2 separate regions of the Homo sapiens genome follow, and region 1 is linked to region 2. The links are chromatin loops, found by intact Hi-C in ENCODE. Cell type or tissue: PC-3. All regions are shown on one strand. Links, peaks and the distances in the headings refer to the core of each region. The heading gives the core; the rest is flanking DNA.

Evidence for each region. Peaks named below come from ENCODE experiments on the same cell type or tissue, not always from the same donor. Only the 100,000 strongest peaks of a DNase experiment are listed, where the experiment ranks them.
Region 1: a loop joins it to region 2, with 5 times the contacts of the local background. A loop is called at or near these places in 10 of 110 quality-filtered maps.

Annotation. Positions count from the first base shown.
Region 1 is chr3:12,399,845-12,411,297 of GRCh38, reverse strand. PPARG (peroxisome proliferator activated receptor gamma) reads right to left here. Exons shown (of 8, transcript NM_138711.6): 6 at 5,217-5,416. Among named protein-coding and RNA genes, the nearest start is that of TSEN2, 79 kb to the left of the region's middle. RefSeq lists enhancers at 5,120-5,699, 4,596-5,795. In PC-3, for the core only: no CTCF peak of the experiment used is centred there; a DNase peak (open chromatin) is centred at 5,397; H3K4me3 peaks cover 348 bases; H3K27ac peaks cover 3,571 bases.
Region 2 is chr3:12,466,416-12,477,868 of GRCh38, reverse strand. No RefSeq gene overlaps it. Among named protein-coding and RNA genes, the nearest start is that of TSEN2, 12 kb to the left of the region's middle. In PC-3, for the core only: a CTCF peak has its summit at 6,549; DNase peaks (open chromatin) are centred at 6,458 and 7,558; H3K27ac peaks cover 4,981 bases.

The DNA of each region.
Region 1 (11,453 bases), core at 2,611-7,610, 65 kb after region 2:
ACCACAGCTCTTAAAAAAATCAATTGCCAGCCAAAGAGTTACTCAGCAGGCAAACAAGGGTATTGGCCAACTGAGTCCAGCCATTGGAAAAAAAAAATCCAAGTGCTTTTCTTTTTAACTCTATAAAATATTATTTTTAACTTATTCTCTGAAAGAACACACTGGTTTAGATCTTTTACATCTTTAGCTATTCCTGACAGTCCTGGCAATAGAAGAATTTATTTTATTAATATTGATACATGGATGAATGATCCCAGAAGCCTAACTTCTCCAGCAGCCCCAGAAATGAATTGGCACTACTATCCTGATTTTATTTCTACTGGGGTCCCTAAGCCCCTTTCTCTGAGGATTCTGCCTGATGTCTTTCCTTTGGGGAGCAAATTCCAGCTCAGTCGGGCTTTTCCAGAGATAAAGGGAAAAGAACCCATACGTTGTTTAGCTGTAAGTGTAGGATTTAAAAGGACAGATATCTTTCCAATAGCTTTGAGTCACTGGGTTTGATGGCCATTGTAAATTTCAGAATGCACAAACTTAAATGGGTAAGGAAATGTTTTCATAGAAGTTTACATTTCCATATTGATTTTATTCTTCACTAGTTTCATATTTCACACACTATTTAGAAAGACCATTTTTTCCAATGGCACCAGTTTGCTCTTATAATTATAAATACAGTGACTCCACATGTACCTACCATAAACAATGTGATGCTTTGGAACCCAAAGTCCAATATAGCACAAATAAAAAGTTTTATTCCTTATTTGCAGACAGAGTGCAGCCGGAGCTTCGCCATCTCTTAGATAGGGGTGAAAAGTTGGCAGGTACATCAAGCGCTTTTCTATTTATTGTTTTATGACAAACCATGGCACTGAAAATGGTTTTTGAAAACCACTGTTTATTTTCATCAACAAACATGGGATCATGTGACAATGATACGCCCAGTGTGATCATCGCACCAGGGTAATAGTCAAACACTGGGCACTTCCAAAGTCCATTCAGTTATCAAACTGCCTTCATGAAACAGAGCACCTAGTTCTGGCATATGCATGGTTTTCAGAGCGCACAAAGATCTCTTAAATAAGGGGCCTTGGCTGGAGCAAGCCACTGAAAGGGAAATAGGTTGTGGGGACAGTCAGTTCCATCCTATTGAGGGCGGTTGAAAGGTCTACTGCTCCTAAAATTTCTTGTCCGGCAATCTATAGCTGACGATTCCATATCCCATCTTTTCCCAGCCCTAAGCCTAAAATTCCCAAGCATACTCTTATTTAGGCAAAACAATGAAAAGTAGGGCATCATACACCAAGGATATGATGTTAAAGTTGGTAGAAGGGGAGCAGGGGAATTTAATTTATCCATTTTGAAAGGTGCAAGTGGCCCTAGGGAATAAGATACAGGAGAAGGAAGATTAGTTGGGGAGGGGAAGGAGTCCTGGTCTGCCTAGAGGCAAATGCTGAGCGGGCAGGGCGCATTCTACAATAGGCAATGGTGAAATTGAGCAGTAAGATACATTTAAAGAATGGCCTCTTCAATCAAGTCATTTCCTTTTCCAAAGGTTCTGGGTAATTGGTCACCCACTATTCTGAGTAGCCTCCCCCAGCCTTGGCCTAACCAACACTAATGACATCAGTCTCAAGCAGGGTGTATAAGAAATGCAAATTGCTCTGCTGCACAGCCATAGCCACTTTTATATACCTCCCACCCTCTCAAGAGTCCATATTTCTGCAAAACTTTTCCTATCAATGCAAATCTTAACTTTCATGAGTCCTGGCCAAGAGATAACATAATACCCCTGAGATAGATGCTATCAAATGAGTAACATGACCATGTAGATAAAGAACAAATCTCTAGTCTCGTTGGAAATCACATTTTGGTTTTTTTTTTTCCTTTCCCATATTCCTCTCTGAACTGTTTCTTTCCACTAGTGCTTAATTTGATTTTGCAAGATAAGGAGAAGAGAGGGTGCCAAACAATTGTAGTTTAGTTTTGTGTCATCAGTGAATGGATTATTTTAATTTGGCCCAGTCTCTCTTTTTCCAGACCCTGCCTGAATCCAGATCATCAATGATGTCCAGTTTGGTAAGCAAATATTGGGCTAGAGGCCCTCTGTTGAAAGTCCAGAATTTCAAAGGGCATAGGCAACTGTGTTTAATTCAATTAAGCAAATATAGTCTGAGTAACTATTAGGGGCAAGACACAGTCCTAGTTACTGGAAGAAAATGACAAACGCTTGGCCTCTGAACTTGAAAAGCCCATAATCAAGCATTTCGCAGCCCTCTCCTTTAAATAGCTTAATACCTGTTTATTCCATAAAGAACCTCCTTATTTTTTAACTCAAAGATTTAGAGCCAAGGAGTCAACTGGAGTGAGGTATCTTGAGGGTGTCCTCCAGTAACACAGATAAGAGCACGTTGCACACCAGTAGTGTAATTTTAAGTTCTTGACCACCGAGGCTTTTTTTTTATCAGTCTTTTGCCTGACTTTCTGGTACTATTAAGTTGACAGGATTTCTAATAAGGATTGCAGGTATGAATTAGAGGATGAAAAGAAGGTGAGAAAGCAGTTGATGAAAACTAACCATGGCTGGTGGCTCACACCTGTAATACCAGCTCTTTGGGAGGCTGAGGTGGGAGGACGGCTTGAGCCCCGAGTTCAAGGCCAGCCTGACCAATATAAGAAGACACTCCCACCTGGGCAACAAAGCAAGACCCCACCTCAAAAAAAAAAAAAAAAAAAGAAAAGAAAAGAAAAGAAAACTAACCAAAACTGTAGATAGTTTGCTTTAGGGCTCTTTCCTTTTCAGCAATCCTTTTAATTTTTTCTTCCTGGATATGAATGGCTTATTTTCTGTAGTCCAATCAGCTACGCAGAGGTCTTCATTTATTTTTGATTTGCTATGGCCAATTTTATCATTGAACGAATGAGCTTTATAAACACCAGTGTTGTGCAGTCCTGTGCATGTAAAAGCCAGCAGTCCTAGTCAAGGACTTTTGTAATTTGAAAAGAACAGAACAGCACAAAAATTTTCCAATTGTGAATATGTTGGGATAGCAGATGAGGTGAAGAATTCCTACTGTTCTAAAAATTGAGAAAAAACAATCATGGAAAGTTTTCTCAGACCGAAGCTTTCTTAGTGTATTATGTCTCCCTGGCTTACTACCAGCAAGTGGGAAAGACTAGCTTCCTAAAGTACTATGCTACTGAGGGGCTAGCATGCTACGAATGCTCTGAACTAGAGGCCAGAAAACCTGCATTATAGTCCCAGGTCTTCTACCCACTTGCTGTGGGGTCTTAGGGCAAAATGTTTAACCTCTCTGGACTTTATTTTCCTCATCTCTAAAATAAAGAGGATAATAATAGCAGTAGTCAGGTGCATGTGGCTCGAACCTAACAAATGTGCAAGGTTTTTTTTATACTGTAAAGAATTGAATCCAGGTATATTATTGTTGAGGTATCAAAGACCTATTTTCAAATCAGAAAACTCATTGTCCTTATTACCATATGGCTTTATGCCATAAGTTTCCTTTTTCTATTAACTGATTCTACTCTTACTAGTTTAGCTAAACAGAAGAACTACCATCTTGAGATAGTCATCAAAATACATGAAAGGTTAATGAGATTTTCCTAACAATATATCTGAATAGGGGAAAAGTTACACATATCTATCAAGTCATTGCATAGCTCTCTGGGAGGTGTTCATGTGAAAATAAATGACTGCATAGAAGGGCTTTCCATGGCTGGGACGGTGTCTTCTCAGTGTGTTCTGCAGTTCTTACAGCCCTGGGAGCGTTGTGCAGACATCAGAATCAAAGCCAAACCCTGTCATTAAAAACTGAGCTACAAAGCCGGGCGCGGTGGCTCATGCCTGTAATCCCAGCACTTTGGGAGGCAGAGGCGGGCAGATCACGAGGTCAGGAGATCAAGACCATCCTGGCCAACATGGTGAAAACCCATCTCTACTAAAAATACAAAAAAATTAGCTGGGCATGGTGGCATGCGCCTGCAATCCCAGCTACTCGGGAGGCTGACGCAGGAGAATTGCTTGAACCAGGGAGGTGGAGGTTGCAGTGAGCCGAGATCACGCCACTGCATTCCAGCCTGGCAACAGAGCAAGACTCTGTCTCAAAACAACAACAACAACAACAACAACAAACTGAGGTACAGAGACATGATCCAGGTCATCCAAGCTGATGGCAGAATTGGGACTAGAATTCAGGTACAATTTTATTCTATAATTCCATGTTGTTTTCTCAGTTTCCAGTCAGAGAAGAGCTCTGCTGCTTGGAAAACCTAACTCAGTAACAATTACAACCCATTCTGGGTTTTCTAAACAGTGCTGCTCAATGAGTGAACAGATGTTGGAGAGTCCACTGAAGTAGTCCAGGCAGCTCAGAGCCTTGCAGAAGATAAAATTCACATATGTAATAAAAGGATAGAGCTTCTAGTTGCCCCGGAATAATCAAGAATGCTACAAGGAAAGAAAGGTAACATAATATCTAGAATCTATTTTTATGCCTCATGTTGAACTTCTTAAGAGGTAACTCTAGACCAGCCTGATCAACAAGGTGAAACCCCGTCTCTACTAAAAATACAAAGATTAGCCAGGCATGGTCGTGCACACCTGTAATCCCAGCTACTCGGGATGCTGAGGCATGATAATCGCTTTAACCTGGGAGGCGGAGGTTGCGGTGAGCCGAGATTGTGCCACTGCACTCCAGCCTGGGCGACAAAGTGAGACGACATCTCAAAAAAAAAAAAAAAAAAAAAAAAAGAGGTAACTCTGGTAGTTCTCCTGAAAGGTGAAATAGTGGGATTCAATACCTTTTCTAAACCTAGGTCGGGTTCTTCCCAGAGGAAAGCAAGGCTGCTTGAATGAATATTGCTGTGGCCAGTTATTTTGATGCCGAGAAAGGAGATGGATCCTAAAAGAGGGTGATAGGCTCAGGGGGCTTAAGTTCATTCATTAAAGTTAGGATGACCAATACATTGTTACACTATTCTCAAAAACTTTATGGACTTTTCTCCCTTTTCAAAATAATGTTGACTTGTGCTATCTGAAAACACTTCCTGCGTTTCAGACTCAGCCTGCAATATGTTAACAGCCAACAGTTGAACAATATTCTGTGTGTGCATTTGTAGCGCAGTAAACCATTTACTCAAAGAAACAAAAACCCAAAACAACTTCCCGCCTCCCCCAATGAAGACAGCAGAAGAGAACTAACTGATTTGTCTGTTGTCTTTCCTGTCAAGATCGCCCTCGCCTTTGCTTTGGTCAGCGGGAAGGACTTTATGTATGAGTCATACAAATGTTTTGCCAGGGCCCGGAGGTCAGCGGACTCTGGATTCAGCTGGTCGATATCACTGGAGATCTCCGCCAACAGCTTCTCCTTCTCGGCCTGTGGCATCCGCCCAAACCTGATGGCTATAGAGGAAGAGGAATGACAGGATGAATCATTGGATTACTACTGCTCTGAACACACACTGTGCTCTCCCAGCCCTCGTTCCCACACAGTAGAAGCCCTCCTCCTCCACTGCTCTTGAGTCCTGGTTTCTGTCTACCACTTTGCTCATGTTTTTATTTCACAAAAGTAGCACAGACCATCAGTAAAAATTAAACCGTTAACTTTCATTTTTAAAAGTTAATGCATACTCCTGCTGAGAAAGTGAAAGAATTCGAGTTTAGCAAAGGGAGGGAAGTATGTCGACTTAAACGTGAAATAATTGAGAACCAACTCCTACTCATCCCTCAAGACCCAATTCAAAGGTCACCTTCTTTGTATCCCCAGCACTTGACCTAAGGTCAGGCACTAGAAGGATCAACACGTTTCACGAATTAAAATACGAAACTGTGCAGAATTCAAAGTTGTACAGACATAGGCTTTGTTCTCAGGGAGTTTATAAGATTTGTTTGTCTCTGTTAAAAAGAAATATGGATGGTGCTTTATCACATTTTACTAGTCCAGAGAGCACTTTTACATGTAGCGGAGAGAAGCCATAGTTATCTCCCGACTCTCCAGAGTTACCACTTAATGATGTTTGTCAGAAAGACAAACTGGCTGCCTGTAGGGTGAGGAAGTGTCAAAGAAGATAATGAAAGAAAGAAAAGCAACAAGGAAAATGTAAGAGGGGTTAGTGGGGACTAGTTTGGGGAAAAAATAAACTGTAACTTTTCAACTCAGATATGTTTTCTTTCCTTCTTACCAATATGTTCAGCAAAATATTATTTTGAATCATGTTCCTTTGGGAACACACTTTGGGTTCTATGTTTCCCATAATAAGGGTACCTGGCCATCATGTCCACTGTTCCCCATGCATACATAGCTCTGTTCTTACACTCACGATGTGGTATCACAGCCATGCGTTTTTATGGTGATCGGCTTCACTAGACTATATGCTCCTCGAGCGCAGAGACTGTCATATTTGTTTATGTCTCTAGCAAGACTCTGTCTCTGCTGAATCCCAGAACAAAGAGATTTTTATTTTATTTTATTTTATATTTTGAGATGGAGTCTTGCTCTGTCGCCCAGGCTGGAGTGCAGTGGCACAATCCCAGCTCACTGCAACCTCCACCTCCTGGGTTCAAGCGATTCTCCTGCCTCAGCCTCTGAGTAGCTGGGATTACAAGGGGTGGGCCACCATGCCTGGCTCAGTTTTGTATTTTTAGTAGAGACAGGGTTTTACCACGTTGTCCAGGTGGGTCTCAAACTCCTGACCTCAAGTGATTCACCCACCTCAGCCTCCCAAAGTGTTGGGGTTACAGGCATGAGCCACTGTGCCCAGCCAGAGATAGTTATTTTATATGTTATTATGCTAAGGGTAGCATTTCTACCATGAGACATGACAGCACACGACAACTTTCCCATCTGAGTACTCTGTGAATATTACCTTGGATTTTCCCAAGAAGAAACTGACATGTACCCTTGAGTCTCAAATTCATAAATTCATTTCCATTGACCCTAAATAAATTTTATCGCTGACTAATACAACTATTGTTTGGTAGGGGCCTCCTTAGAGACCAGACTTGGGTGTTAGAGGGGAAGAAAATCTTACCTCTCAGTTGGGATTCCTTTAAATTGAATTAGCCTATATTTAGATACTTTTAGTGAATATATCCTTGGTACATGGCCTCTTCATATAGAAACCTTTAAACTAGGAGGTTTTGGTCAAAAATCCTGTTCCCTACTCACTCTTCCCCATTTTCTTTCTGTGTTGTTCCATGGGGCTGGGGTATGGTTGTTCATATTTTTATCTACTGGTGACCCCAGCCCCTGGTGCTAGGCTTGTCTGGGTCCCTCAGGATATGACCTTATCTCACAGCACTGATCACAGGAATTAATCTATAATGTTTTCTTTCCTCCCTTGCCATATAATCTCCACAAAGGCAGGAATCTTGTTCATTATTGTATCCTCAGCACTTAGTACAATTTCTGGCACATATTAAGTCCTTGTCTACTGTATTTTGAAATACAATGGAAAGAAAACCCCAGATAGCATATTCCTTCAAAATCCTCTGTGACCTCCTGACCACTTTGCTCAGATAGAATTCCTTATGCAGTTGGCCCTCCATACCCGCAGGTTCCACATCTGCAGATTCAACCAACTGTGGATTGAAAATATTTGGAAAAAAGAACCAATAAAAAATAATATGGGCTGGGTGTGGTAGCTCACACCTGTAATCCCAGAACTTTGGGAGGCCAAAGTGAAAGGATTGCCTGAGGCCAGGAATTTGAGAGCAGCCTGGGCAACATAGAGAGACCCTGTCTGTACAAAAATAAAAATAAAAATAAATAGCTGGGCGTGGTGGTGTGCGCCTCTAATCCCAGCTACTCAGGAGGCTGAGGTGGAAGGATCCCTTGAGCCCAGGAGTTTGAGGCTGCAGTGAGTCGTGATAGAGCCACTACACTTTAGCCTGGGTGACAGCAAGACTCTGTCTCTAAAATAAATAAATAAAACAATGATAAAAAATAAGACAAATAAAAAAATACAGTATAACAACTTTTTTTTTTTTTTTGAGACAGGGTCTCGTTCTGTCACCCAGGCTGGAGTGCAGTGGCACAATCATGGCTCACTGCAGCCTCGACCTCCTGGGTTCAAGCGATTCTCCCACCTCAGCCTCCTGCGTAGCTAGGACTACAGGTGTGTGCCACCACGCCTGGCTAATTTTTAATTTTTTTGTAGAGACAGGGTTTCACCATGTTGCCCAGGCTGGTCTCGAACTCCTGGGCTCAAGGGATCCTCCTGCCTCCACCTCCCAAAGAGATGGGATTACAGGCATGAGCCATGACACCTGGCCATAGGAACTATTTATACAGTATTTATACTGTATTAGATATTATAAGTCATCTAGAGATGATCTAAAGTATACAGGAGGGTATGTGTAGGTTACATGCAAATACTATGCCATTTTATATCAGAGACTTGCACATTTAGGAATTTTGGTATCTGAGTGGGTCCTGGAGCCAATCCCAGGGAATAAGGAGGGATGGCTGTACTACATTCATTTCTTGTTCACCAGTAGTTCCTAATTGAGGAGTGCGGAGGGTAGGGGAGGCAGAGCCTATCAGAGTCACTCGGTAACTTCTGACATTATATGTCTTCCACGGGACATTTTGATGGGCCATCCATCCACTCAATTAGGAGTATATAAAAAACCTGGGGTTTGGGACAGTTTATAAAAAGCTTCCTAAATGCTGGGCTCCTGTTGTATGCATACATTAGCTCATGTATTAAACTGTTACTATACTATGATGTTGGTTTATATCAGTTATTCTACTCGAATATAAATTATATGAGTAACATGTTTTCTCATCTTTGTTCCTAGGTGTAACAAAATACACATAGTAGGTTAACAATAAATGTTTGATGGATTAAACTCCAAAGTATCAGGTTTAAAAACAGACAGAAAATGAGACACTATGTCCATTAGGAAGTTTGGGAAAATGATCATGAGAAAAGCACTAAGTAAGAAGGCGTATTAAAAGAAGAAGGCATTCTGGTGTAAAACTCAGAGAAAACCAGTTATCCTATAACAAAATAGAGGTGACTAGAATCACCAAGTGTCTGTTGCTCCTGAACTTTTGTTATTTCACAGACCACACAATACTGTCTCTTTATTCAAGGAATAATTGTTGAATGACTATTGTGCGCCAGGCATGGTTCTAAGCTCTGATTCAGTTTTTACAGGTAAGAGGCTATAATCATATGCAAAACTTTACACACCTAGAAAAGCAATTTTTTCCTAATGGGTAATCAAAAAAGTTAATTTAAATGGACAAACAGCCAAAGATAGCCACTTACTACATTTACTAGTCTTGCTTTTCTATCACCTAACAAATATAACCAAAAAATACCCCGAAAAACCATTTTAGAATTAGGATATATTAAAGTGAGATCCCTCTGCTATAATCTCACTAAAACGTATTTTTGTAAGTTGAAGTTCCCCCCAAAGGCTAACTCTAATGAATAAATTATCTGTATTGTTAAATGCCCATGCTACAAATTAGGTTCCATTTAACTACCAGTGCAACCAATTATATAGGTGATTTTAACATTTTTATACACCAGAAGTTCATAAAAGGAATGAAAAATCGATCCCATTTGGTGAGACTAAATTCCCATAAAACATACACAAATCTGAAATTGTACAGAAAACAAGGATTTTTATTTGCCTACTTTTTTTTTTTTTTTCTGTCTTTCAGCTGAGGCACGCATACCTTTTTTAAGGGGGAAAAAAGCCAGTTTTATTATTTCGTTGCTTTTGAGTCCCACATAATTGTACCTATCTACCTCACGTGAGGTGATGAGAGGAGGCACAGGAAGTGTTTAACACAGTGCTAGGTGCATGGCAATGCTTAACAAACACAGCTTTTATTGCTGTGGTCTTGGTAACTATGGCTGCTGTGGGTTCTAGACCAGGCTGGTAGTCATGGCACGCTGACCTCTCCCACAGAGAAAGAACAGAATCTGAAAACCTAATCTATGTGTCCATCTGTCTGCCTATCTCTATTTCTATCTTTCCATCTTTAAATTGTTTGTGAGATGGTGTTTTTTAGTTAAGTAATTCTTGAGCCTTAGGTTCTACCCTTCATGTGGAGAATCTGACAACCAAGAGGAGGAAAGCGAAGGAGGTTGGGAGGTGTTTCCTGAAAGACTGAAGTCAGACCTTAGAAATAGAAGATGAACATTCTGCATTGGGGGTCAGAACTATAAAGGCTGAGTGTACTCATATACAAGTGTATTTTTCCAAATCTTCTACCACTGCTGATTAATCTTAAAAGGAAAATGCTTCATGTCTTACTGTGAGTCACTGAGCAAGAACTTTTGGCCTCTCTGGAAAGCAAGGGAATGAATACTGCACTGAATGCAGTCAGGAAGCTTAATTTCTAGTTTCAGCTCAGTGACAAACTAGCTATGTGGCTTTAAGAAAATTACTGAACTTCTCTGGTCTTCAACTGATTTATTTACTGAATGAGGAACTTAGAAAAGAAGATTCTAAAGTTTCCTTCCTCTAGCTCTAAATTTAGCTCTAAAGTTCTACAAATGTCTACATAGTACTCAAGAAAATGCTCTGCTCTCTTTTTAAAAGCAGTATTTGTCTAGTTTTTGAGGCTCAAAAAAAATTACATTCTGTCTGTTCTACAGATCTGGCACCTGTCACACAGAGCAACTTCCAGAACACTGGCACGCAGTTTCCTATTTGGAATAATTCATCACCTACAGAGAAATCTGGTATCTTGGTAAAAAAAATTATCCATATCAGAGCTGGTAGGCTCCCTTCAGGAAGACTGGGTTTGATAGAGACTCATTAACTTCTGGGAAAGCATATTGGCATTCCTTTATACAACACACTTCTATTGAGCTGAATGTAGCTACTACTAGCATGTTATAGATTTGTATTGTGTATTTAGTACTGATATTGCTGAACACACAAACACCAAGCACATGGAATAGTTAGATGTCCTGCTTTTTGGATCTGGGTATAACGCTAAGAAACAATTAATCGGCATGTTTTTAAAACATCTACCTAATTGTAGAAGCATTAAAGACAAATGCTACTTAATTACTAAGGTTAATTAAAGCAGGTTTTCAAAATAATAAATCAATAGAAAATAACAGAATGAAATAAGACAAGTCTTATTTTTGTCTTTCCACATCTAAGGGATGAATTTGCAATCATTATCAGGCTTTTGAAAAATAGTAAGGCTATGTCTTATGGTCAATTTTTCTACTTTTTATATGTTTGTTGCATACAAACAAGAACATGTGCTATTGCCAATAAGTTGTTTTCCCATCTCTCTTTAAAATTTTTTTTTTTTTTTTAGAGACAGGGTCTTTCTCGATCACGCAGGTGGGAGTGTAGTGGCATGATCGTAGCTCACTGCAACCTTCTGGGCTCAAGCAATCATTCTGCCTCAGCCTCCCAAGTGGCTGGGCCCACAGGCACACATGACCATGCCCAG
Region 2 (11,453 bases), core at 3,745-8,744:
GCTGGGGAAGGAGGTCAGGAGCCCACAAGTGCTGACCCTGCAAAGCTCAGGCCTGGGCTTTGTTGCTGTGGCAATGTGGCGTGGTAGGGTCCCATTCGTCAGCATTTCCAAGGTAAGAACCCAGTCCCGGCATTCCACAAATGATCCCACCACCCTGCAACTGCTGTCCCTGCCAGAGAGAAGTGAGCGCCAGGTGAGGATCACTTCAAGGAGGAAACAGAGGACTGAGGAGCAGGTGCAGGGGCCCTGGTGAAAATGTGGCTCCTCCTATGGGAGCAGGGTGGCTGGCAGTGGTCACACCTTCTAGTTTCTCACCCTTTACCACCTTCTTTTTTGTCATTTTCTCTAAACTCATGGTTACATAGACCATTTCTTAATGTGTGTTCTTGACAGACCACGCCCACTTTCCGGCACCAGGTGCTCCAACTGGAATAAAAGGGCAGTCCTCACTTTGCCAGCCTCCCAGAGCTGTGCTGACCAGCATGTGAAATCACGATCCCGAGTGTTCTTTGGAAACTGTTCCTCACTACCAAGTGATAAAAGACCATCGCTTCTCCTCTTTCCTCCCTTCCTTTCCATTTGTCATGGTACACAAAATAATATGAGTACACATTGAGCCTAGAGTTTTAACTTTCATCAGCCTGTTTTCCCACTCTTCGATTCCTCACCACGCCTCTGTTAGTAAATATTTTTATTCTCCCCATTTTAAAGATGAGGAAAGTAAGACTCGGAGAAGTTAAATAATTTACCCAAGGTAACCCAGCTAAGAGTGACAACAGGGGGATTTAAACCCACGTCCTCCAACACAACAGGCCCTTTTGCCTATGTTGATGCATTTGATGTACAATGTATTTTATGATCTCATATCTTATCCAAAAAGAAGGTACAGACAACCTTTAGTGTTATGTTTCCTCTCTTTCTCTCTCAAAATAACATACATATCTTCTTTGTTGCAAGTTGTTTTTGTCTTGCATGTGACTCCCCTGTAGGTCCCCACCTCTGAGCTCAGAATTTTAATTTCCTGGGTGGCTGAAAAACTCTGGTCTCCTCACAAGAGATACGGAAGAAGAGGCCGAACATGGCCCAAACCTGGCTTTCCTGCTTGCCTGGGTACATCTGCCTCAGATATCAAAAGGCCTGGATTCCAGGCAAACCAGGAATAATGCCCCAGTCATCAAATTTGAAACCAAAACTCAGCAAAGACATATATTTGCTGCCAGACAGCAAATAGCTTTTTCTTTTCTTTCTCATTTTTTTCACCCAAACAAAACATCCTCTTATGAAATATGTCCAATTTGCAATATTTACTTTCCCTTTATTTAATAACAGGAAAGGGTTTGCTGGACTTTTGTTGATTTTTGCATTTCTTATTAAAATTCTTAAGGGGGTTTTGGGGGAACTTAATCAGCAAAAAGGAGGAGGAAAAAAAAATCTCATGTGCATTCCACAGGACTTATTAATGGAGGAAGCTTGCTGTTTGTTTAAGAGCATGTTCTGATGGGAGAAGGCAAATCCTCACGTGTTCCAGAGGCTTCCTCTGACTCTTCCTTTTCTGTGCTTCCTTCTTGACTGTCTCCAGAGCATTTCCGAATCCCTTGCTCTAAACCTGCCCAAGAAGATGGAGCGGAGTTTATGCCCCACCGCCAGGCTGGAGGGAAGCTCGCATTCACTGAGTGCCCAGTGCAGTTGCTTTACCCTCGACCTCAGTTTACCTCAAACCAGCCCTCAGAGGGGGCTGTTATGGGGACATTTGGCAGATGAGGAAACTGAGGCTTACAGCATGGAGTCCCTTGTCCAATCTCCCTCCCTTTCCTTATACTCCATGGGACTAAAAAGAAAGGATTCCTAGTATTCAGAGTCCTACATCCAAGGGAGTCCTCACAGCAACTTTCTGAGATAGCTACACAGTCTCCAATTTTCAAGGCTCAGAGAGGTAAAGAGACTTGTAAGGGTCACACATCTACAGAGTACAGAGCAGGGATCTGGGCTATGCTCGGCCTGACTGTCACATCCATGTTTATTTCCCTTCCCCAAGGGACCTCGTGGGGGCCAAGAGCAGCATGATGTTTCCTATAATGGAATACACTCCCCTAAAAGGTCTTGGTCCTGCCTTCCTTGGTTCCAGAACTAGACCGCAAGTAACTTCAAGGACTTTGTCTTTATATTTTCATTTGACCAGAAATACTTATAGTTATCTACATTACTATTAGTATATACGTCATACTATCATCATAGTATGTACATTTCTAGAATAGGGCCTCGTACGGGGTAAGTCTTAATAAATAGCATTGCAGGATAGTCAAGTCCCAATGTTCTCCTTCTACAGACAAGGAAACTGAGGTCTAGAGAGAAGAAGGAATTTACCTGAGGAGCCAGAAGACTGGAATGAGAATCCAGCTCTCTTGATTCCCTCCACGTGGTGCTTTCCCCAGCGTGTCTGCTCAGTGACCTGCTCATCCATTCAGTTCCTGTATGCCATCTCTACACTGGAGGGTTGGGACACCCAAGTAAACCCAAGGCGATATTTGATGGCAAAGCTCTCACAGTCTAGCAGGGGAGGAAGCTCTGGAAAGTTGGACTCTCAAGTAGTGTGGCCAATGCTAACTGAGGGACGCCCAGGAGGAGGAGGCTGAGGAAAGACTTCTTGGAGGAGTGGACTTTTGCTGGGTCTTGGAGAATGGGGAGGAGCTGACCAAGTCAGAGAGGGCACCCCAGGCAGAGGGACCTACCTGAGCAGAGGCCCAGAGGTGTGGACACACACGGCATATCCAGGAACCATCAGGCAGCCTGCCTGGGAGAAGCAAGCCTGGAAAGGAAAGTGGGATCCTGGCTGTGAAAGGGCCTCAGATGCTGTCCTTAGGGGCTTAGGTCTTATACCAAGGGCGACAGGGCCACAGGGAAGGGAGGAAGGAGGGAAAGTCTCAGCCAGATGTGGTTTTAGAAGATGGCTCTGGAGGCCTGGGGGCTGAGAGGCTGCAGGGAGGAAGCTGCTGCCTACTCCAGGGGAGAGGTGCCGGGCCTTGTGCGCCTACAGTCTTCTTTCTACTCCTCCCTTCCTTGAGTGAAGGCTTGCCTGTCCTTCAAGCTCAATCTCCTGCTCCAGGAGCCTTCCCTGACCATGCATGCATCTACCCTCCCCCAGAGCCCCTCTGTCTGATTCCTCTCTTTTTTTTCTTGGGTTTACACCATTTAGCATCTTCCTTTGCATTCTCAAAGTCCTTGGTAGCAACAGATCTTAGCCTTTTGGAGGTCAGAGACTCCTATGAGGGTCTAGGGAGAGGCTTGATTCTCACTCCAGAAAAATGCTCAAGTATATAAATGCTCCAAATATGGACTGCATTGTGGAGTTTGGCAGACCCCCTGGAGTTGCTTTGGAGGAGGGAAGGGGACAATTCCCAGACAACCAGGGAGGCAGACACCCCAAAACGTGTGAGTTACCCCTTGCAAACCCCTGGGTAGGCAGTCGAAGGAGGCAAGGGATTAGGAATGAAGATTGCCGTTGGGCGCATTGGCTCATGCCTGTAATCCCAGCACTTTGGGAGGCTGAAGTGGGCGGATCACTTGAGCCTAGGAGTTCAAGACCTGCCTGGGCAACACAGCAAAACCTCATCTCTAAAAAAAATACAAAAATTAGCTGGGCGTGGTGGTGCAGGCCTGTAGTCCCAGCTACTTGGGAGGGTGAGGTGGGAGGGTTGCTTGAGCCTGCGAGGTCAAGCCTGCAGTGAGCCGTGATGATGGTACCACTGAACTCCAGCCTGGGTGAGAAATCAAGAGCCTGGGTGAGAGATCAAGACCCTGTCTCAAAAAAATACATATTAAAAAAGGAATGAAGATTGCCCTCTGAGAGTTCAAGTATACAACCCAGAGGGAAACTAGGCCAGAGACAGCCCTAAATGGATGCAGTGGAGTTTCTAAAGAAAACATATACATGTCCTTCTGAAGAAAGCTTGGGTAGCCAGGGAGGCAGAGGGAAGAGGAGGAAAAAGAGGACCCAGGCCAAGGATTTGGGGGAGCCTCGTGGTAGGTCTAGCTCGCCCCGATGCTGCTAAACACTGGAGTCCCATAACTGACCCCTCCCTTCTCATTCTGTGCTCACCAAGCACCATTTTGATTTGAACTTGGCTTTCTGCGGAGTGTGCCTGCAGGGAGCTGACGTGTTGGCTGGAGGACACGTGTATCCGGTCCCTTTGGCAGTTACATTTCTCTCTGTAAATTAGTAAATTGGGAACAGACAATTCACAGAAGAAGCAATTCAAATGACTAATAAGCGTATGAAAAAAAGTTCATCCTCACCAGTATTCAAAGAAATGTAAATTCAAACCAAAACCGAGATTGTTTCCAACCTATTAAATTAGAAAGGATTTCTTTTTTTAAGTTAATACAGATTGCTGGGAAAAGTGTGGCACAAGGGCACCTGGGGGTTCTGCTGAGGGGCATGCGACCTGCTGGGGTGGGTGACACTGGGGCCCATTGTGGATGTTCTTTCAAGTCCTGCAAAATCAATCCAGGCAATCTCATCTGCCTGAAAGCAACGGATGGAGGAGTCTTTCAAGAATCTGTTCGACAAATGTTTGCTAAGCACCCATGACGTGCCGTGCTTACAAGACACCATCTGGGATAGGGGCCACATAGAAATCCTTATCCCAAATGCCAAATGGTCTCAGACCACGAGGGAGGCTGGAGGCCACTTCCTGGGTGGGCTGGAAGAGGAGAAGAAGTGGAAGGGAACGTGAGAGGGAGAAGAATCAGCTACAGGCCATCTCTTCCCCGCAGCCCCACACCCTTCTCCTGCTACTTCCGAAACTTGTCAGACTTGATCAAGCTGAGGCTCAGGTGCTCTTGTTGGAACCGCAGGAACTTCCTAGAGCCAAGGTCTCCAATCTGGGTCCCAGAGAGACTGACCTCATTGGTCTCAGATGGGCCTAGCCACAGTATGTTTAAAAAGCATCTCAGGTATTTCAAATGTGCAGTCTGGGTAGAGAACTACTGAGAAAGCGGAAAATAAGAAACTCAGTCCAAGGTGGTGGTTAAGAGCACAGGCTTTAGGGCTACATGGACCTGATTCAAGTGCCAGCTTGGTCACTTACTACCTGGGTCCCCTCTGGCAAGACACAAACACTTCTCCTATTCTAGCCTTGGTTTTTTTCTCTGCAAGACAAACATCAAATGTCTGTCCCACGGTGTCATGGTGAGGGTTAAATGAGGCAAGGTGTGTGAAGGGTTCAGCACAGTGCTGGATGATATTCATGATTACGACAATTCTGGTCAGCCAGATACTATCACACACGAAGTCCCAGCAGGAACAAGGGGCTCTAGGCTCTGAAGGTTTCAGAAAACGACAAAGAAGGAAAACTCAGTTGAAATTGCCATGGCCGTCAGCTTAATCTTTTCTGTGAGTTGGGAGCAGATCCCCATTGGAGCCTACTTGAGCTCCAGGAATTCTTGTTCTAGCTGACTGTGCAGATGAGGAAATGACGAATGATTCTATCCAGAGAATCATTCCTATAGGCAGGGGTAGTGCTGAACGGCTGCGCTGATTTTTCAGTGCCAGGATGTACTGGCCCCTTTTCTGTGAAGACAGCAGTTAAGAGGCTGGGTTGACGGGGGGGCCCTCAGACCCAGTTCTACCGGATTCTACCACTGACTAGCTGTGTGACCTTGGACAAGTGACTTTGCCTCTCTGAGCCTCCTCAGTTTATTTGTCTCTAACATGGGAATTCAACTGGTTCCTGCCACAGCTGGCCCCCGGGAGGACTTGTGGGTAATGCTGGTGAATTCTGAGAGCAGGATCTGGCTTGTGTTAAGGCCTGGAGGAACGGCCTCCATATGGGCCCCCCGAGCCAGGAACAGCCCTTCCCACCAGTTTCATTCCCTTATGGCACTTACCCCCAACACATGGGGCCTGGAGGTGTGACTGCTGATGTGTGTGTCCCATGGAGTGCTGGGAGCTGATTCTCCAATTTCCTTAGGGCCCTTGGTTTACTGTATCACATTTGACCGCTGCTCAGAGGGACATGTATGAAACTGAACCCCTTTCCTTTCACAGATAAGAAACCTGAGGCTCCCAGAAGGATGATGACGGCGGCCACTGAGGTCCCACACTCAGTGGGTAGTAGAACCATGGTCTCCCCTCTCCTCGCCAGCCACCTTACTCTAGCCCTGGTGCTGGGAAAGAATTTTCGAAGCAACACACACCGGGAATGGAGGGAAGAGGAGTGACCTCCAGCTGCCTCCTTGGGCAGTGAACTTGAATGAGTGGGGTTGAGGAGGAAAAGGAGATCACAGACACCCCGGGGACTCCCGCCAGAAGTGGGCGAGGCTGTGCAGGTGGCTGGAGGACCGGGGTGAGCGAGCAGAGGGGGAGGCTGGGAGAGTAAAATTCACGTTATTACGGGCAGGGTGACTCATCTGTGCCAACAGGCTGGTGAGACATAGAGAAACCCCAGGCACAGGAAGATGAAATGGGATAACGTGTTTGAAGGTTCTTTGAAAACAGTAAATCAACCTAACAGCAGGGGCGCCAAGAGAGCTGGATTCAAAGCCTGCTTCTGGAACGCACCTAGGACCTTGGGCAGCGGCTTAGCCTCTTGGAACTTCAGTTGCTCATCTGAAAGGTGGGGGTGGGGGTGGTAGCAGCCTCAGCAGGAGCGATGTGGATACAGTGGGTGGCACAGTCCTGGCATATGCAATGTCTATCAGCCACAACGATGGAGAGGAAGAAACTGGGCCCTCCAAGACGCCCTTCCTCACTGTGTCTTCCTGTCCAATTCTTACCCATCCTTCAGCCTCACCTGATTCCCTTAGGCAGGAAAGCCCTCTGTCTTCTCTGCACTTTCATGACAGCCTTTCCATAGCTCTTATCAGACAAGGCCTGGCATTCATTGCTCTTTCAGGAGGGATGTCATCCAGTGGCCTGGGGGTCTGCAGGGCGGGGCCTGGGCCTTATTCATCTCTGTGCCTTGACTTTCTCCCGAGAGTCATCAGTGAACACTTGTTGAATGGCCAGAAGAGGCAGAAACAGCAGCAGGTGGTAGCTTTCTGGGCCTTGCTATCAGAAAAGAATATGTTATTTGAGCTAATGAAGTAAAGAGGAGAAATGAATTTGTAAATGCATTTTTTAAAGCTCTATCAAGTTCTTTTTTTTTTCTTGAGATGGAGTCTCGCTCTGTCACCCAGGCTGAAGTGCAGTGGCATGATCTTGGCTCACGGCAACCTCTACCTCCCACGTTCATGCGCTTCTCCTGCCTCAGCCTTCCTAGTAGCTGGGATTACAGGTGCACGCCATCATGCCTGGCTGAATTTTGTATTTTTAGTAGAGACGGGGTTTTGCCATGTTGGCCAGGCTGGTCTTGAACTCCTGACCTGAGGTGATCTGCTCACCTCAGCCTCCCAAAGTGTGGGGATTACAGGCGTGAGCCACCAAGCCTGGCCTGACCAAGTTCTTTTGATGAGTACTATTTAATTCACTTTTTTTTTTAAATGAATGGAGTCTCCTGTTTGCTTTTGTCTTTGGGCTCTGCTGCAGATTAATGAATAAGAATGTCCCATATAGCCCACAGGATGATAAATCCACCTGGAATGTTTGTGAAAGAGCTGGGCAGGGAAAGTTGGTCCAATTGTAGAAAGCTGTATCACCAGCCATCAGCCAAGACAAAATAGATGAAGAGAAAAAGCATCCACTCTCAAGGATTAGAAAAATCGAGAGCTTGCACTTGCGGGCATTTGTGTGACATGATCTTCCTAAGCCACGGGTCGCTCATCTGTAAAATGGGGAAAGCAGGGCTACCCCTGCAAGGACACTGAGAGGTTTGAGGATGATGTGCGTAGTACCTGGCTGGGAGCGGGTGCTCAATAATGCCAGCTACTCTTGCCATCACCACTCAGCGTGACGTGAGCTTCTTTTCTGGGCTAATTACGTGAAGTTTAACATGAGCTTCTATAATAAAATGACCTGTATCTATTTCTTTTTTTTCTTTTTTCTTTTCTTTTCTTTTTTTTTTTTTGAGATGGAGTCTCACACTGTCGTCCAGGCTGGAGTGCAGTGGCGCCATCTCGGCTCACTGCAACCTCCGCCTCCCAGGTTCACGCCATTCTCCTGCCTCAGCCTCCCAAGTAGCTGGGATTACAGGCACCCACCACCATGCCCAGCTAATTTTTTTGTATTTTTAGTAGAGACAGGGTTTCACTATGTTGGCCAGGCTGGTCTCAAAATCCTGACCTCGTGATCCACCCACCTCAGCCTCCCAAAGTGCTGGGATTACAGGTGTGAGCCACGGCTCCTGGCCTCCTGTATCTGTTTCTAAATGTGAGCCCAGCCCATTCATGATCTCTTCAATGGATAAGGATTTCAGATTTGGGATTGTGATTTTGAGTGTTTCTATGAAATGGGAGGGAGAGGCCAGGCAGGTGGCTCATGCCTGTAATCCTAGCACTTTGGGAGGCCGAGGTGGGTGGATCACCTGAGGTCAGGAGTTTGAGACCAGCCTGGCCAACATGGCGAAATCCACAAAAATTAGCCAGGCATGGTGGCAGGCACCTGTAATCCTAGCTACTTGGGAGGCTGAGGGAGGAGAATCGCTTGATCCCGGGAGGCGGAGATTGCAGTGAGCTGAGATAGCGCCACTGCACTCCAGTCTGGGTGAGAGCAAGACTCCGTCTCAAAAAAAAAAAGAAAAAAAAAAAAAAAAAGAAAGAGAAAAGAAATGGGAGAGAGAGTCAGGGAGCCAAAGGACAATCAGGCAGGAGCTCAGGGCCTGGCTGCCAGAGTTTTCTTAAATAAGAAAATCCAGGAATTAATTCAAATAGGCAGCTGAACCTATGCTTTGTCCATTATTGATGATCCCCAAAACCAACCAGTCAACCAAACAACCAAGAAATAACACCACTCATCTTATAAATATTCAGTGGGCTGCAAGGAATTTACTCCCTCCCTCCCTCCTTTCCTTTCTTTTTTCTTTCCTTCCTTCCCTCTCTCTTTCCTTCCCTCCCTCTTCCCTTCCTTCCTTCCCTTCTTCCTCGTTCCCTCCCTCCCTCCCTATCAATGTTAAATTGCTCTCCAGATACTCCTTCCTGTCTGGTAATTTCGTACATCTAGCTCTTCCCAATCTCAGGATAGAAAGGCCATGGTGCTTCCCCGCCCCTCCTCGCCTGTTGCTCACGGGGCAAATGCACTGCTCCTCTGTGCTTCTGATGTGAGAACCAAAGTGGCACCAACAGAACTGAGTGGAGAGTCTGGGGACGAAATAGTCTGGTTCTGGCTGTCGGACCTGTGGACAAGCCCTGTTTCCTCCCTGCCTCTGCCCTCTCACAGTGTGGTAGGAGCAAATGATGCCTCGGTCTCTGTCTCTGTGGCTCCAGTGAAGCCAACCGTGGGTCCGGACTAGGGTTCCAATCCCTGCTCCACTCCCTACAGCTGGGTGGCCTGGAGCAAGGTACACAACCATCAAATGGGTAACACTAGGACCTCCCCTTTAGGGCTGGGGCCAGGGTTAAATAAGATGCTACATACTAAGGACTCGCACAGTGAGCACTCCATAAATGCTGTCTGCTATTGCTGTTATGCAAAAGAGTATGCAATGGGACATCAGACCAGTCTCACACCGACAATGGGCCCAATCCTAGAGTCCACTCTGCCAGTTTAAAAACAAGTTAGCCCTATTGGCCAGCGTGGCATCATCTTATTATGTAACACCCATGACAGTGCTGGGTACAGTGGCTTCTGAGCTTCTAGAGAAGCTTAGGCTAGGTCAGGGCCTTGTCCCCTCTGCTCTGGGCTCCCAGGGGTCCCCTGACTTCGCACAAGGCTGAACATATCAAGCCAATCAGGTTGTGTAAATGAGTATCCTGTGTGCCCTGACAGAGCACTGGAGAAGCATACCTGGCCTGAAGGCAAGGAGATCATAAACTGTTTTCAAATGCCACTAGCCAAACAAGCTCCCGCAGCCTGATTCAATCTGCAGGTTGCTAATTATGGGACTCTCCAGCTGCAAGACTGCTGGGGTTGGGCTGAACAATGATTACCATCCATCACCACAATTTATTTCTTTATTCACTTATTTAAGTAACAGCTTTATTGAGACAGAATTTACATACCAATTCATCCTTTTAAAGTGTACAATTGGGGGCCAGGTGCGGTGGCTCACACCTGTAATCCTAGCACTTCGGGAGGCTGAGGCGGGAGGATCACTTGAGGTCAGGAGTTCGAGACCAGCCTGGCCAACATGGCAAAACCCTGTCTCTACTAAAAATATAAAAATTAGCCAGGTGTGGTGGCACGTGTACCTGTAATCCCAGGTACTTGCGAGGCTGAGGCGGGAGAATCGCTTGGTGGGGAGGTAGGGGTTGAATCTGGGAAGTGAAGGTTGCAGTGAGCCAAGATCATACTGCTGCACTCCAGCCTGGGTGACAGAGCGAGACTCTGTCTCAAAAAAAAAAAAAAAAAAAGTTTATAATTGGGTGGTTTTAATTTTATTGTATTTTAAGCCAAGCAGAGAGATACCAATGGTTGGTTTTTAGTATACTATACAGGTATTCACAGAGTTTTGCAACCATTACCACAGTCAATTTTAGAACATATTTTAGTACGACAAAAAGAAATTCTGCATCCCTTGGTAATCCCCCCACTCCTTCCTCCAGCCTTAAGCAACCCTAATTTAGTTTCTGTCTATGGATATGCCTTCTCGACGTTTCATATAAATGGACTTAATACACCATGTGGCCTTTTGTGTCTGGCTTCTTTCATTTAGTGTAATGTTTTTAAGGTTCATACATGTTATAGCATGTATCAATATGCTTCATTCCTTTTTATGGCTGAATATTATTTCATTGTATGGACAGACCACATTTTTTTTTATCCATTCATCAGTTGATGGACATTTGGGTTGTTTTCACTTTTGGGCTATCATGAATAATGCTGCTATGAACATTTATGTGCAAGTCTTTGTGTGGCTGTATGTTCTCATTTCACTTTTGAAAATACCTATGAGTAGAATTGCTAGGTCATATGGTAAAGTGCATATTTAACTTTATAATCAACCACAGAAGTGTTTTCTTAAGTGCCTGTACCATTGTGCATTCCCATCAGCAGGGAATGAAAGTTCTAGTTGCTCCACACCCTCACCAATGCTTGCTATGGTCAGTATTTTTATTTTTATATTTTTTTGAGACAGAGTCTTGCTCTGTTGGCCCAGGCTGGAGTGTAGTGGTGCTATCTTGGCCACTGCAACCTCCACCTCCCAGGTCCAAGCAATTCTCCTGCCTCAGCCTCCCGAATAGCTGGGATTACAAGCATGGGCCATCATGCCTGGCTAAGTTTTGTATTTTTAGTAGAGACAGGGTTTTGCCATGTTGGCCAGGCTGGTCTCGAACTCCTGACCTCAGGTGATCTGCCTGCCTCGGCTTCCCAAAGTGCTGGGATTACAGCCATGAGCCACCACGCCCAGCCAATGGTCAGT